Regions from separate parts of the Mus musculus genome. Here region 1 is linked to region 2. The links are chromatin loops, found by intact Hi-C in ENCODE. Cell type or tissue: gastrocnemius. All regions are shown on one strand. Links, peaks and the distances in the headings refer to the core of each region. The heading gives the core; the rest is flanking DNA.

Region 1 (7,853 bases), core at 2,507-6,506, 280 kb after region 2:
GTACGTGATGTGCAAGGCCTTACATTTGATCTCCAGACTATAAATAAACCAAAATATTTAAAATGTAAATATTTTCCGATTGGTATCAGCCACCAGTTATGAAACTGCAGGTGTTTGTACCGAAACTCAGCTACACAGGCGTGTGCACACGTGCACTTACCCTCACATATGCAAAGCTGTTTGCTGAAGCTTTCACTTAAGACACTGAATATAACTAACAGTTGTTATAATTATTGTGCACTTGGCAAAGAATCTAACTACACTGTTCCCCGCACCCGTTAGATAGATAAGGCACTGTGTAAGCAACAAGGCCAGGGTTAAAGAGGCTGACAAAACCTGGCAGTTGAGTTCTCTCCAAAACACAATATACTAAGCACAGTGCTAGCTACTTAAACGTTGCGTTCCATTCCTGTCCTAACCGAGCACTGTTACATGCCTGTAATCTCAGTATTTGGGACATAGATGTAGAAAGAGCATTGGTTTGGGACAAGCCTGTGCTATGAGATCCTGTTTCAAAACAGGAAGGCTAGGTATGTAGTTCAGCGGCAGAGTACCTTTCATGTCATGGGTTCAACGTCAGATACCACAAACTACCTATAGACTCCAAAAGCCAAACAAAATAGGAGAGGCCTAAAATCCTACCCTCAAGGAATCCCTCTGGCAGCAGACTGAGACTCAACAAAGCAGCCAGTGGAAGGGCAGAGGGAAGAAAGTTAGCCTGTACTTAGAGTAACAAAAGGTTCTTTGAGTATTATTGAGACAGGGTCTCATGTAGCCCAGGCTGGCCTTGAACTTGCTATGTAGCTGAGAATGACCTTGAAGTCCTGATCGTCTGACCTCCACCTCCTGAGGGCAAGGACTGTGGGGCTGCACACTACCCAGCACAAGACTGTTTGCTCACAAGCCATGTGCCTCACAATTTAGAATTTCTTGGATTTTGTGTTTATGCGGACAGTACATGTCTAGTCCCAGAGGTCTGAAGAGGGACTCAGATTCCCCTGGAGCTGGAGTTACAGATGCCGTAAGCCACCGTGTGGGTGCTGGGAACCAGATAGTCCTAAGTCCTTAGTTGCTGAGACATCTAGAATGTCTAGATTCTTACTGGCTGAAGGTAGTCTTTTGTTTCCTATCTTTCTACTTCAACCTGACTGTCTCCTGACAATCCACGTCTTCAAATACTTCAAAAGTTCTCCCAAGGAAGCTTCCAGTGACGGCTGATGGACTGATCTCCTAGTATGGCAGCTGCTGTGCCCTTGTTTACCATGGTCTATCTGAAATATATGCAAGGACACGGGGCTTTTGAAAAACATCACATAATTATTATTACTGCTGTCTTCTTAAAAAAATTATTTTTGTCTTATGTGCACTGGTGTTCTTCTTGCTTGTATGTGTGAGAGATGGTGTCAGATCTCCTGGAACTGGAGTCACAGGCAGTTGTGAGCTGCCGTGTAGGTTCTGGGAACTGAACCCTGGTCCTTTGGAAGAGCAGCCAGTGCTCGTAACGACTAAGCCAACTCTCCAGCCCCTACTGTAGTCTTTTCTGCACTTACATCTTAGCTGTCTTTAAATGCATTTTAATTTTAACTGCTATTACCAACTTCTTTCACTTAAGATTCTGAGCATTCAAAGGAATTGCCACAACTCTAAATGCCAAAGAAACAATAAAAACGAATCAGAGGAAGGTCAGAAGCAGAGTGTGAAGGGGTTGAAAACGGTAGGACACGTAGCTGCTCTGGACGCATGTCAGTGCTCAAGCTCCTTAGTCTTAGTCACTTACACAAGGGCACAGGAGTGAATGGACTGAAGACAAAGCCAGATACCTACCCTGAGAAGGACAATACACAAGGAAGGAAAGAAGTCCACGAGAGGGATGCAGGGTTAACGCAACTGATACTCTTGCTCATTCGAGATCAGAGACGGAACCAGGGAATCACCTGCTTCCACTGATTTGGTTTAATACTCTAATACTATTTGAACTATAAATTTGGTTTCCTTTTTATACAAAGCATTACCATATAGCTTTTTGATTCCTTTCAATTGAACGTAAAGATCTCTCACTTTGCTGGGTAGCGAATAAAAAGGACCAAGATCATCTGACGGTGACTCAATGGCTTTCTTGGCGACGCTGATCTCCTCAGACAGGAGCGCCTCTCTGAGGTGTTTACTCCTGGGAAATGCTGGGGTCTGGGCCCTGGCATTCCCAGCCATGGTACTTTTCAGATGGTCTTTCAGACTTTTTCTCCTGCTTGACTCTGAAGCAGCTCTGACGTTAGAGAAGTCATTATTTGGCTCGGGTTGCTCTGTGTGGCTGGAGACCAACTCTTCATGTGATGACTTCTGTGGGTCCCCATTTGTCTTCTTAGTGCACGGATCGCCCAAAGCTTCTGGTGAGTTCTGCGGATTTTCAAAGTATAAAATTTGAGAAGAAGGCACATCAAACGAAAGATCGCTTCCAGGTTCTGGTTCAGCAGGGACATCTAGGTGACTCTGCTTCTGGCCGTGCTCACTAGTTTCCGGGTCAGTGAGGTTGATTACAGTAGTAACTCTGAGGTTGTTTTTGAGGCCTGCTGAACAAAGGTCTTTGGTGCCAGAGTCTGCATCACGGTCCCCACATTCAGGCAGTTGCATATATCTCTGTTCCAGGTCATCAACGTGAGCTAAGAAGGAACTTTCTGTAAAGCTGTCATAGTCACCAAACATGTCCTCTTCGCTGTCATTTTCCTGTAAGGAAACAAAGATACATACATGAATTCCATCCTCATTTTAAAAAAACAAATGTCCCAGCAAAGGACTATCCCAATGATATCACTATATGCAAATTATCCTCTGAATACATATTATCATCACCAAACAAAAGAAACAAGTCCAGAGAGTTGCTCTGACTTGCCTAAACAGTACTGCTGGCTTATTATGGGATATCAGGATGCTAAGAAACATTTTTTTAAAAGTCAGAACAGGATCTCACCTTACTGAGGCTACACACTCCTGATCCTCCTGCCTGTTTCCTGAATGCCTCACCATGCCTGGTTTTAGGAGGTGTTGGGATCAAACCCAGGGTGTTGGGCATTCTAAGCAAACATTCTGTCAACTCAGATACATCCCCCAAGGGGTGATACTGGAATTCTAAATTATTTATTCTGGTGCTGCCATGTGAGCCCAGGGCCTGCCCCAGGCTCCGCTGCTGAACCTAACCGCCCAGTCTTTGGCATTTTAATTCTTAAACCTATGCTAAAGCACTTAAGAATGAAAGAACAGTAACTCTCTCCAAGATTCAATAGATGCTTCTGATAACTGTGGTAATTCCGGCCCAGGCACTAACGTAGAAGCTGGTCTGCTACAAAATCATGATTGTGCCATTAGACACTACAATGTTCCACTAGACACTACAATGAAATTCTGTTCTGAACTTGGAATTGAGACAGTCATGTGCACACTCATGTATGGTGGCTTACAGAACAGAGATGTAAACTGGGAGGTGATAATTATTTATTGAGTCACAACTTTAGTCTCTCAACTTCCCTGGACTCACTTACCGTTGTAAAAGTCTACATAATATGGCTAGTTTAATAACGTAACTAGCAATTAATGGGTCATCAATAAAAATGTTTTATCAGTAAAGTAGAGCCGAGCCATTTGGAAGGCTAGCTTTCTCTCTGTCAAGCCAGTTAATTGCCCCGTGAATACTTTTTATGACAGGGGATGGAAGGAGCATGTAGGTTTGACATCTACCTAGAAGTCGGGGGTTTAAGCAGTGTCTCCCAAGTGATGGAGATAAAAGGATAACAAAGGTGAGAGAGCGAGCTAAGGCTACTCATGATGTGCACCTGGGAAGAAGGCGGTTTCACCTCCCGCGCAGCCGTGCCCGGGGCGGGACACGCGGTTGCCACCGCAGCCCCTGGGATGACAGGACCGGGCGAGTCAACGGGGATGCGGGGACTCAGCAGGGCTGTACCTGGGCGTGCTCCGGGCTCCCGGTTTTCCGGCGGCGGCTCCCGGCTGCAGCTTCGTCCTCCGTGTCCTCGGCAGGCTGGAGCTCGGCCGGGGTCGGGGAGGCACGGAGGTTCTCCAGGTTGCCGCGGTTCCTTTTGCGGACAGACACCCGCCGGCGGATGCGGGGACAGCCGTCCTCCATGACAACGGCCCAGAGTCCCTGCGACAGCCGCCCTGGGTGCAGCCCGGAGCCGGTGGCGCCGTTCTGGAGACAGCAGGTGACCCAGCATCAGCTTTCCATCCCTCAGCAGCGCAGCCCCGGGTCACGTGACTTCCGGCCCGGGAAGCGCGGGAAGATAAAGGTGCAGTGCATTGAAACCCGGGCCGCGTTCGCGCCGGAACCTTTGCGTCGAATCCCGGGCAGACAGGGGAAGAGCACCAGAAAGGACCTGTCGGGGCGCTTAGGGAAATAGAAAGGAAGAGGAAGGGCGGAGAACCATGGCCGCTCTGGTTGCTCTGTGCAGTGGTATAGGGAGGAAGAATTTGACAACCGCGGCTGGCTGCTTCACGGATCGCGGAACTCAAGCAGGTAAAACGTCCGGCATAGCATTATAGCCGCTGATTGTCGGTGGGGTCCTCGCCGTTAGCAAAATGACTATTTCAATAGAACTAGGTTTGAGATAAGTGGGAGGCTCGAGTCATCGTAGACTAGTTTCCTAGAGCTGAAGAGGACTTTGAGGTGTAGTCAACCACTTTACCCCGTTACTTATTCACTTTACAAAAACCTATCGCCCCGACTCCTCAATAAGACTTTCTGGACACTTGTTGGCTGTGGTTCTCTTGCATCTGTTTCCATCCGCTGCTTGGACGAAGCCTCTCAGGAAACAGTTATGCTATCTAGGCTCCTGTCTCCAAGGTGTAGTCAACTCTTTTTTTGTTTGTTTGTTTTATGCTTCTTTGTCAATGTCTTGAATCTTTTTATTTCTCCTTTGGAATGACAGTACCATTCTGTTGTTTCTGTACATATTTGAATTTCAATCCGTAACTGTAGAAATGAGAAAGAATTTATAGGAGAGGAAGTATATATGTCCTTTATCCAAAGCCTTTGGAACCGCTCATTTTGAGTCCTATTATGTCCCAAATCTAACAGGTTGCTAACTAATCATTGAAAAGAATGTTTGATATTGTGCCCTTTGATTATCTAGCATCTTTAAAAACGTAAATCTTGGTTAGATATGCAGCGAATGAAAACAATTGTGTTGTCGCCATTTTCTCTTTAGTTTCTGTGATTTGGAGACGATGTTTTTCACAGTTTGAACAGGTAACCAGCAATGAGGACCTGGTAAGATTTCGTTTTCTTTTTTTAAAGAAGACATTATTTTATTATTTGTATGTATGTGGGGGAGGGGAGTTGTGGAAGCCAGAAGAGGGCATTGGATTCTCCTGGAGCTGGAACGAGGTGGTCGTGAGCCACTGGGTGTGGGTGCTGGGATTCAAACCCTGTACTTAGTAACATTAGGGAGTACTTTTAACCACTGACACCTATCCAGCCCCAGGTCCCCCTCCCCCCATATTACTAATTCATTTCCAAATTCAGCCTAATTTTTAATATTTGGAATTCAATTATAGGACAAAATAATGGTTATCTTTTATTGACTATAGTCACTTGTGTTTTGTAGAGAATTCCTAGATTCAGTCTGTAATGTATTCTTCTTCATAGATATTAAATATAAGGATACATGATTTGAGAATATCTAAATATAGCTTCGGTGGGTAGGATAATTGTAGGTAATAGAAACCTGACAGGCTACCTTGATAAAAGATCCAAATTCAAGTTTTACAGTAAGACATTCAACTAGTTGCTTCTTAACTATAGGTGTATTTTTATGGGTTTCAAGTGTGAACAGGGATGTGGGAGCCTAATCACAGCACACGAGAATTTAGCTGGAGCTGAGAAGGAATACAGCTTATATTCAAGGCAAGCTAGATATGGTGGTATACACGTACTGTGACAGCACTTAGGAAGCTCTGAGGCAAGAGGAGCTTGTGAGTTGGATACATCCTGGACTACAACAAAACCAATCACTGTTGTGTCTTTTGGCTAAAATCAAGTGTAAAAACCCAAAATCTTAAAAGATTATGTTAGATACCAAAGCAGTTGTCTAAACACATGCGACTCCACCTTAGTCATCTAATTCATGCATCATACTTTAAAATAAAGGAAATTTACATTTCCTTTTTTAGGTCATGTGACTAATGAAAATTCTGTTTCTTTCCCACAGAAAAATTCGGTCACCCAGTCATACTCCTTTATCACAATTAAGGAAAACTATAGATATCAAAGCCATTTCTAAATTAAGACCCTGTGCCAGAATGCGTTGGTACAACATGTAATTAAAGCATTTGGGAGGCCGGCGTAGAAGGATGGGGAGTTTGAGATCACCATGTGCTACATGGAGAGTTGTAGGACAGCGGAGCTACATAGTGAGACCCTATTTCAAGAAACACAAGAAAGAAACACACACATACTCATTCAAAAAAACAGAAAACAGGGACATAGAAAAGGGATTGTGGGGCTGGTGAGATGGCTCAGTGGGTAAGCGTACCCGACTGCTCTTCCAAAGGTCCGGAGTTCAAATCCCAGCAACCACATGGTGGCTCACAACCATTCGTAACGAGATCTGACGCCCTCTTCTGGAGTGTCTGAAGACAGCTACAGTGTACTTACATATAATAAATAAATAAATCTTTAAAAAAAAAAAAGGGATTGTGGTGAGAAAAGAGATGGAAAGGGCAGGGGGACAAAAGAGGTTAATGGAATATATATGTTGAGTTAGTTCAAGAGCAGAAAGGGGTATTATTGGGAATGAAGAAGGAAACCAGCAAGAGAGAGAGAGAGAGAGAAAGGCAGGGTGGTTGAGAGCAGTAGAGACTAAATAAGAACAAAGCATAATTACACACACACACACAGAGGCGCACACGTGCACATACACACATATGTACACATACACATAATCTCACACAATCCTGTTCGTATGCTCACCAAAACTTTAAATGTCACTATATTGGTGACTACTGTTCTCATAGTTAGAGGGAGGCACTGTGTCAGGAACAGTAAGGTGAGAAAATGCACAAGGGCCCACACAGACTCTCATAACACCCTAGAAGGTGATGGTAACAAACCTTTTTTATTGCACTAAACCATGAAACATTGTCTATTTATAAAGTGAAATGGTGAAAAACACCTGGCAGAAAATTTGTGTATGGATAAATGACTTAGCACATGTATACTTTTAATAAATTAATCTAAAAGAAAACGAATGATAAAATTATGTTTATACCAAGCAATTTTCTTGAAATAAAATTTAAATTAATTAACTTTAAATTGAACTAAGGTTCTTTGATTATATGCAATTGAAACGCAGCATTTGAGCAAGAACTCTTTTATCAACTGACTTATCTTGGAAGTCCTTTTCTGCTTCAAGGCAGAATATTTAATGTGGCAATCTCTCTTTAGCCAGATTTACACAAAATAAAGAACTTGTATTAAAAAAAAAAGTATAACTGTAGCTGTAGCTTTAACTTTTCTGATTAAGTCTTAACACAGTTCATCCTGAGACTGTCCTTTTATCCTAGCCAGTCCCAATGGAGAACCCCTACAAGGAGCCTCTTAAGAAGTGTGTCTTGTGTGAGAAACGTGTAGATTACAAGAATGTGCAGGTGAGCACTGGTGATGCTTGACTAGGAGTCTGCTCAGAGGACTGTCATGCCAGCAGGTTTTATGTAGGATGGATTCAGCAATTTCAAGGTGTCAAATCTTGTTCTACCTTCCTATGTTAGCTCGTCAGTGTGAGGCCCTACTCCCCTTAGCTCACTAGTATTTGGGTTAGCATTTCTCCTTTTGCTCTGTTTCTGCCCAGAAA
Region 2 (7,853 bases), core at 1,706-5,705:
TGACAACAGGGTCCCTCTCTGTGTCCCAGACTGGTCTGGAATTCCAGATGGTCCAGGATGCATAGTCCAAGATGGCCTTTGTGATGGTTTGTTTATGCTCAGACCAGGGAATGGTGCTATTAGAAGGTGTGGCCTTGTTGGAGTGGTTGTGTCACTGTGAGCGCTGGCTTTAAGATCTTCATCCTAGCTGCCTGGAAGCCAGTCTTCTCCCAGTGGCCTTCCGATAAAGATGTAGAACTCTCAGTGGCTCCTGCACCATGCCTGCCTGGACGCTGCCATGCTCCTGCCTTGATGATAATGGACTGAATCTCTGAACCTGTAATCCAGCCTCAACTAAATGTTGGCCTTATAAGACTTGGCTTGGTCATGGTGTCTGTTCACAGCAGTAAAACCCTAAGACAGTCTTACACTCCCCTTGCCCCAACCACCTAAGTTCTGGAACCACAGGCATGAGCTTCTGTGTCACACCCACTGTTCCTTGTTCCAGTCCTGTTTTTCTGCCTATATAACTTCGTCCCTCCCTCTGGAACATTTACTTTATTTTGAGAAGTGTCTGATTCTAAAAGAAAAAGTATATCCAACTGAAGATCTTTAAGTTGTTGTGATTTTATTTTTGGCAACACTGAATGGGAAGCTGAACTTTCTTCCTCAGGGAAGGCAGCTAATCTACCTTCCCTGAAGGCACACAGATATTTAGGTGGTCAGATGGATGGGTTTTGGTAGAAACTGCTGGTTCCCATCATCCCTCATTCCCTGCATCCATCTCTCTCCCCTGCCTCTTATTCATCTCTCTCACTCTTGGACTAGAAATTTAGTCCAGGACCTCTACACAATAGGCAAATGAGGTGCAATGTGTATCCCAGCCTTAAAAAAAGGTTTACTTATTTGATTTATATGAGTAGACTGTATCTGTCTTCAGACACACCAGAAGAAGGCACCAGATCCCATTACAGATGGTTGTGAGCCACCATGTGGTTGCTGGGAATTGAACTTAGGACCTCTGGAAGAGCAGTCAGTGCTCTTAACCGCTGAGTCATCTATCCAGCACCTCTTACCCCCAGCCTTTTTTATACTTTCTATTCTCACACAGGTCCCACTAAGCTGTTTAGGCAGGCCTTGAGAGGCCTATGCCATTAAGCTCTGTGCACACAAAGGCTGCCCAATTGGAAAGTGGGCTTCCGGGCTCACCACTGTTAGGCATTCTTGCCAAAAGGACGTGATTTGAACAGTGTGGATAACCTCTACTTTACTTTGTTTGCCTTGCTCATGTCCAAAGAGAGAACATGCCATTTGTAACATGCCAAGATGGCTAAATGCTTCAAGTTAGTATTTGTTGTAGGTAAGTCTGCAAGAAATTGCAATCCTAAATATATCTGACTGGAAGACAAAATACTAGAATTCTCCTGTTCAGGATGATTTGGGAATATCTGCCAAAAAATGTGTATGCATCCTGACTCACTTTGGGGAATGTATTTTACTTGCACACATCTTAAATCATGCACATATAAGTTCATTCACTGCACCATTGGCTGCTCTATAAAAAACGTTCTTCATATGTCCTGTATGTTGTAACATACCTTTGCTACTTTAAAAATAATGACAGAAATAATAATGTCTTATATGACTAGGTCACCAGAAAAAAAGAGAAAACTCTAAAGGAGAACAATAAGGCATGTTACTTTCTGTGAAAGGAAGCGAATACAAAAACCTTGCATTTATCAGATTGTATTTTTGGAAAGAAGTTTTGTAAGAAAACATGAATAAGAAATGTAACCACATGTAAATGCAGGATGATCACATACCTTGTCACTCGTGAAACAGGTTCTCAATTGAAGGGCAGTATTACTAATCACTTCAGAACAATAGATGAAAATCAGCATTGTCTGAACAAAGTGGTATGTATAACCAACACTTTAAAAAGATACAGGGTGTATCAAGGAATGCACATATATAGTCCAAAGGTATATGTGTATGTGTGTGTGTGTGCACATTAATCTGTATTACATCTTAGAGCTTTGTGGGACAGGGTCTCTAGTAATCCCAGCTGGCTTCCAAGTCGATAGGATCAGGGGTATAGACTTGAACTCCTGATTCCCTAGCCTCCACTTCTGGAGTGCTAGTATTACGGTGACCACCATGAAACCTAGCTATTTATTTGTTTATAAGGGGAATGTGCCAAAAGCAGTCCACTATGATCATAAACTGTGCAGTTGAGTTTCCTCCCAAGTGGAAAAAACGCAGACATCGGCACACTTAGATGCCAGTGACTCATCGTGGGAGGAGCATATTCTTGATCGTGGTATACTCTTTCCCAGGTAAATGATCTGAAGAACCAGCCTGTCTCCATTTCAGACTTAAAAGCCATCTTATATAGTAAAGACAGATTAGGTTCCTTTCTGTTTACCATTAAACCTCTGTTCCAGACAAACTAGGTTCTTTCTTGTTTATGACTAAACCTTTGTTTGTCAGACATTGGGCTATTCTCCACCTGTAACCTTAACTACAAAATGTTCTGCACTGCCTGTTCCAGGAATAGAAGTCATGTCTTTGCTTCAAGAAGTGGTTTATAACCACCTTGGAGCCTTATCTGCTGCATAGGTTCCATGACCACCTATGACTACCTTGTTATGGCTACCTGTTGTGTTACCTTGTTTTGCTCGCCGCCTAGTTTGCCCGCCAAATCTCCGATATGGAACCCCTTACCCCTGAGCTATAAACACCTTGTCTTCCTTGAATCCAGGGCTGACCTACTGAACTCCACCTTAGGGGAAGGCAGCTTGTGTACACGAATAAAAAAGCTTGCTTTCATGGATTGCTTGTTGTAATTTGTTGTAAAATGATGATTTGGGTCTGTTGTATTTTTCCTCTTATCTTTGGAATTGACATTCCGTGTGTGTGTGTTGGTTGGTTTTTGTTTCTTTTTTCTTCAGTGTTGGACTATAGTGAATTGGAAGTAACTCTTTACATAGGTCGTTTAAGTGATGCCTTAAAGAACGGAGCGGAGAACGATAATAATCAGTCCCGGAACTTAGGGAAAACGTCGTCCTTTGACTTGCCGGGCCTTTACTGAAGTTGCACAAAGTACACGCCCTCAAGTTCTTCAGCCAATCCCAGGTCGGAGCGTGAGCGCCTGCGTCTCTCGGGAGACCTGGGCGGTCCTCAAACCGGAGGAGAGGAGTCTGGTGTCACTCAACTCGGAGGGCGGAGCTAATTCCTGCTCCCCTATCCGGCGCTCTGGCCCACAGAGACGCTGCTCTATGGCACCTCGCGTCCCCTCTGCCCGCCTCCTGGAGGACCACGCTCGTTTTCTTCTTGGCAGCGAGAGGTCCCGCAGCCGTGGCTGAGCTGGAGGAAAGATGGCGGCTGCCGTGCGACAGGATTTGGCCCAGCTCATGAATTCAAGCGGCTCTCATAAAGATCTGGCGGGCAAGTGAGTATTTCTTAGGAGTACAGAGGTAGGAAGGAAGCCGCAAGTTTATCTTCCCAGAGGCGACGGGCGCTCCGGGGCGTGAGGCTCGAGCTAGGCCTGACTCAGGGGGGCGGGCCTGAACTCGGCTGTGGCGGTAAATGTTGGGAGCAACAGAAAGCTGTAGGGACGGTATGCTGGGGTCCTGACCGTCCCAGGACCCCAGGTGGCTGCCAGCTTCTTAAGTCCTTGATAACGCCCTCTGCGGGTTCTTTTGGCTTCTGGAAGCGAGGTAAGAAAGATGACGGCTCGCCCGGCGGTGGGCGCCTTCCTTAGAGTCTCTTCGGCGAGCCCGACACACCGAGTTTGACTTCGGTTCGCTGCCGCCCCTGCCTTCGCCGTGTTGGAGGTAAATTTATATTCTGGACTTTGATGCAGACTTTTATTTCGAAGAGATGGCTTTCCAGGATTGATAGGGGCAGAGGAGGTATGGATGCTGTCATGTGGTCCAGAACTTCTCTCAGTTCATAGCGTGTGTGGGTCCTTATGTTCTGGATACTCGCAGTCTGTCACCAACTCTGGAGAAGAGAACACAGGCAGAATGTCCTCGGGCTCAGGATGTCTAGAACAGTGATATTTCCAGGGTCTGCTAAGGAATTTTGTCGAAACCTTAGGGTGCTTAGAGCCACGACAGGTCAAAAATTGGGACATGTTTCAGTCCCCTCAAGCAGTTGTTGAACAGCTGTAGTCTTCTTTGTGTAGATTTTTCACAGTTTTGCCTTCTAATGAAAGTATGCCTTCAATTGGCCCTAACATTTACACCTCACAGCTGAGGGCATGTTGATCTAATTAATGAAATATTCTTGCTCAAACCTGCACATTGAAATGGTGTGTGTGTTGTGTGGCCGCTGTGCTGGGCTTTTCTGTGTAGAAAGTACAGTCTACCTTATTAGTGGGAAATTTAGTTGTATAACCTGGGCTTAACTACATCATTCTTTATTTTTCCGCTTTAAAAAAATGGAAGGGTAATCGTGAGGCTTAGTCTTATCTGATTTCAAAATGAGCATGTGTCTATGTACTAATTACACTTCAATAACTGAGCACAGTCCCTGGTATCTGGAAAATGTCATAATGTTGTTATGAAGCAGTCAGTAAGTACATACGACTTATTCCAGGGGTTGGAAATAGTTCATTTATGTCTTCATCGTTTGGTTGTTTTTCCATGTATTAATACTTTTATAGCTTTGGATAGAAGTCAAACTAGCTTATGTATTCCCTTATATTTCCTTTGTTTTTTTCTCTCTTTATTACAGAAAATGTAAGTTCATTAATTATCAGCTAAGATGCAGGTGTTAGAACTTGAAAATCTTGTGGAACTTCATTACTATTTATCTCTCTAGCCCGGAATTAGAAATGAACAGTAGCATGTCTCCAATAGGGTGTTTCTTTTGCCTGTTGTAGCTAAATAAGTACACAATTGAGTAATATAAAAGTGACACCCCCCACCCCCCACCCCGGGATTCTGTATGTTGCCTGGCCTGTTTTCTTGATCTTACCTGGTTCAGTTACGCAGATTAATTTGGCTAGCAGATGCACTAGGGCTGGCCACGTGTAGATAGATACCTGGCAGTTGGCTGGATCTTTTATTCTCACTACATGGTTTAGCTTTGGCTTTTTTTTCTGGGACTTCCTGCATCAGAGTGTTCTAACAGGGTGAGAGTGGAAGCTGTAAGGCATAAGGCTAGTCTGACAAGTCTCACATCAGTTCTGTAATACCAATGAAAGCAAGTAGCGAGACCAGTCCAGATTCCAGGGGAAAGGAAATGGAATATATCACTAACTCTTTAGAAGCAAAGTGGTATTTTGCAGGAATATGAATGGAGGGTGGAGTGCCAGCCTACCAAGTGGATTTCCTTAAGAGGAAATGAAATACTTTGCTTGATAATGGATAGCCCATGCAGTGTTAGTTGGCACCCTCTCAACATTGCTTTCTTTCTTAAGAATTAGCTTATTATTTTTATTTATGTGTATGTGTGCCGTGTGTGCAAATGCCTATGGGTGTTCAAAGAGGGAGTGCATCCCCCTGAACCTGGAGTTACAGGTGGTGCTGAGCCACCTGGGTGGATGCTGGGAATTGAACTCAGGTCCTCTGGAAAAGCAGCAAGCATTCTGTTAACCACTGAGCCATCTCCAGGCTTCAGTGCTTTTTTTCTGAGGATATTCTTGGCCTTCCCTTTAGGTATTTACCTAGTACTATCTGGTAAGAATGTGTCAGAATTTACTTTCATAACAACACAGTTCTGCCAGCCACATACTTTATGATGTACATATGTCAACTCATCTGTTCGTTTATGGTTTTTATGTTGGGAACTGAGAAACAAAGGCTCTCACTTTAAGAAATTATAGAGTACAAGATTTCTAATGCTGACACTTTCTGTTCCATGCAGTGTAGTGTTCAAGAATTGTTGGTTAAATCAGTGACAAGCCAAGGGCTAGGGTTGGGGGCATGACGTCTATTTGAACCCAGGTTTTTTTCAAAAGCTCACTTTTAACCATCCAGATCATATTGCCTCCCCTCCTCCTCCTCCTTCTCCTCCTCCTCCTCCTCCTCTTCTTCTTCTTCTTCTTCTTCTTCTTTTTTTTTTTTTTTTGGTTTTTCGAGACAGTGTTTCTCTGTATAGCCCTGGCTGTCCTGGAGCTCACTTTGTAGACCAGGCTGGCCTCAAACTCAGAAATCCGCCTGCCTCTGCCTCCCAAGTGCTGGGATTAAAGGCGTGCGCCACCACCGCCCGGCTACCTCTCTTCTTAAAAGCTCATTTAGACATGCTTTCTGATTAGCTAAAGTTAGTATAAGAAACTAGCCATATAAATAGCATTTTGTTGTGGTTGTTGTTGCAGATATAGACTGCTTTTTATATATGATATATATTATATGTGGGTTGGGTTTTTCTTGTTTTTTTGTTTTGTTTTTTTTAATCTCTTACAAAGTTTAGAAGAGCAGACTGGAGCAATAGCCTGGCTAGTAGGAGCACTGACTGTTCTTCCTGAGGACCTGGGTTCAGTTCCCAGCATTCACATGGTGGCTCTCAACCATTTATAATTCCAGTTCCATGGGATCCAATGCTCTTTTCTGACCTCTGAGGGCACCAGACAAACCCGTGGTGCACAGACACACATGCAGACAACACATACACATAAAAGTAATTACATTTTTTTTTTCAAGAAAAGTTCTAGAAGCCAGGTGAAGGCCTTTGATTCCAGTACTTGTGAGTTGGAAGCAGGTCGGTCTCTTTGAGTTCCAGGGCAGCCAGGCTATATAAAGAGACCCTATCTCAAAAAATCCAAAACTCAGAACAAAAAGCCCCCAGACTTTGAGAAGAGGAAGAGAGACTGGAGAAGGAGCCTGCGAAGGTGATTGTTGTGACAGCCTGGCTGACTTAGTTGGCGAGCCTGCTTGGTTCTTCAACATTTGATTCAGATGCGACCTCCTGGAAACCTGCTCCTCATGCGCACACTCAGGCGAGCACAGCATCCTCACATGGCAGCTGGCTAGTGAGCTTCCTGTGCACAGCTGGAGCCTACTTTCTCGTGGACAGAGATTAGGTTGTTTTGTTCATTTCTTCACTTCCCTGACCAGAATTCAATTTTTAAAAAATGTTACTTCCTTGAGGGCACGAGTGTTAGGTCTTTGTTGAATCCATCTTATGGAAATCTGACCTTTAAGACTTCCTCCTCCCAGTTCTAAAGTATGGATGGTGTCCGGAGGAGGCTGGGGGCTTTGCAGTTTAAACATTTATCTTTTGTTTGTTTGTTGTTTTGAGACAGAGTTTCTTGTAGCCCAGACTAGCATCCAACACTATAGCCCAGGATGGCCTTAAACTCCTTCCAAACTGTGCTTCAGACTCCCCAAATCTGGGTTTACGAATGTGCCCTGCCAGGATCTGCTAACATTTTATAAGTTGTTAGTTATAGAAGACTTCTTAGTAATAGAAGGCCTTTGCTTACCAAGACTTATTTTTTCAGAAGGAAGAAAAATAAGATTGTACTGTGCTCTAGTGAGGTAGACATTGGATTAGAACTTTCTGTTAATGGAGGAATAGAAGTCGTCAGCATTCACACCCGTGTCTGCAGTGGCAGAGAAACTGGGTAATCTCAAAGCCCCTTTTGACTCAGATTCTTTGCTTCTCTGCTGATCCTTCAGGGCAGTTTCAGTGATTCCTATGTCCAAAATAGATACCATTTGTGTGCCAAACACTATGTGGAAGTAGATAATGTTATAGGGGGAAAAAAAACCCAGAGAAAATGTCTTTTTAGTTTTTTCAAAGCAAACAGCTTTATTTAGGAGATGTGCTACAGCCCATGTCTGTGAGCTCCTAACTAAATATAGCCACAACTTTGTCCTTACATTATTTTGACCAAACTTGGCTATGTTTTTTAATTTGTTTTT

What was found. Peaks named below come from ENCODE experiments on the same cell type or tissue, not always from the same donor. Only the 100,000 strongest peaks of a DNase experiment are listed, where the experiment ranks them.
Region 1: a loop joins it to region 2, with 11 times the contacts of the local background. A loop is called at or near these places in 1 of 42 quality-filtered maps.

What each region holds. Positions count from the first base shown.
Region 1 is chr5:100,794,342-100,802,194 of GRCm38, forward strand. Helq (helicase, POLQ-like) reads right to left here and starts at 4,259. Exons shown (of 18, transcript NM_001081107.1): 1 at 3,953-4,259; 2 at 2,013-2,721. The coding sequence starts at 4,132. It overlaps Mrps18c (mitochondrial ribosomal protein S18C), which reads left to right and starts at 4,418. Exons shown (of 6, transcript NM_026826.1): 1 at 4,418-4,519; 2 at 5,211-5,272; 3 at 7,567-7,650. The coding sequence starts at 4,429. In gastrocnemius, for the core only: no CTCF peak of the experiment used is centred there; a DNase peak (open chromatin) is centred at 4,289; H3K4me3 peaks cover 2,131 bases; H3K27ac peaks cover 1,311 bases.
Region 2 is chr5:100,515,121-100,522,973 of GRCm38, forward strand. Cops4 (COP9 signalosome subunit 4) reads left to right here and starts at 3,189. Exons shown (of 10, transcript NM_012001.2): 1 at 3,189-3,430. The coding sequence starts at 3,357. In gastrocnemius, for the core only: a CTCF peak has its summit at 3,265; DNase peaks (open chromatin) are centred at 2,703, 3,205 and 3,994; H3K4me3 peaks cover 2,062 bases; H3K27ac peaks cover 1,693 bases.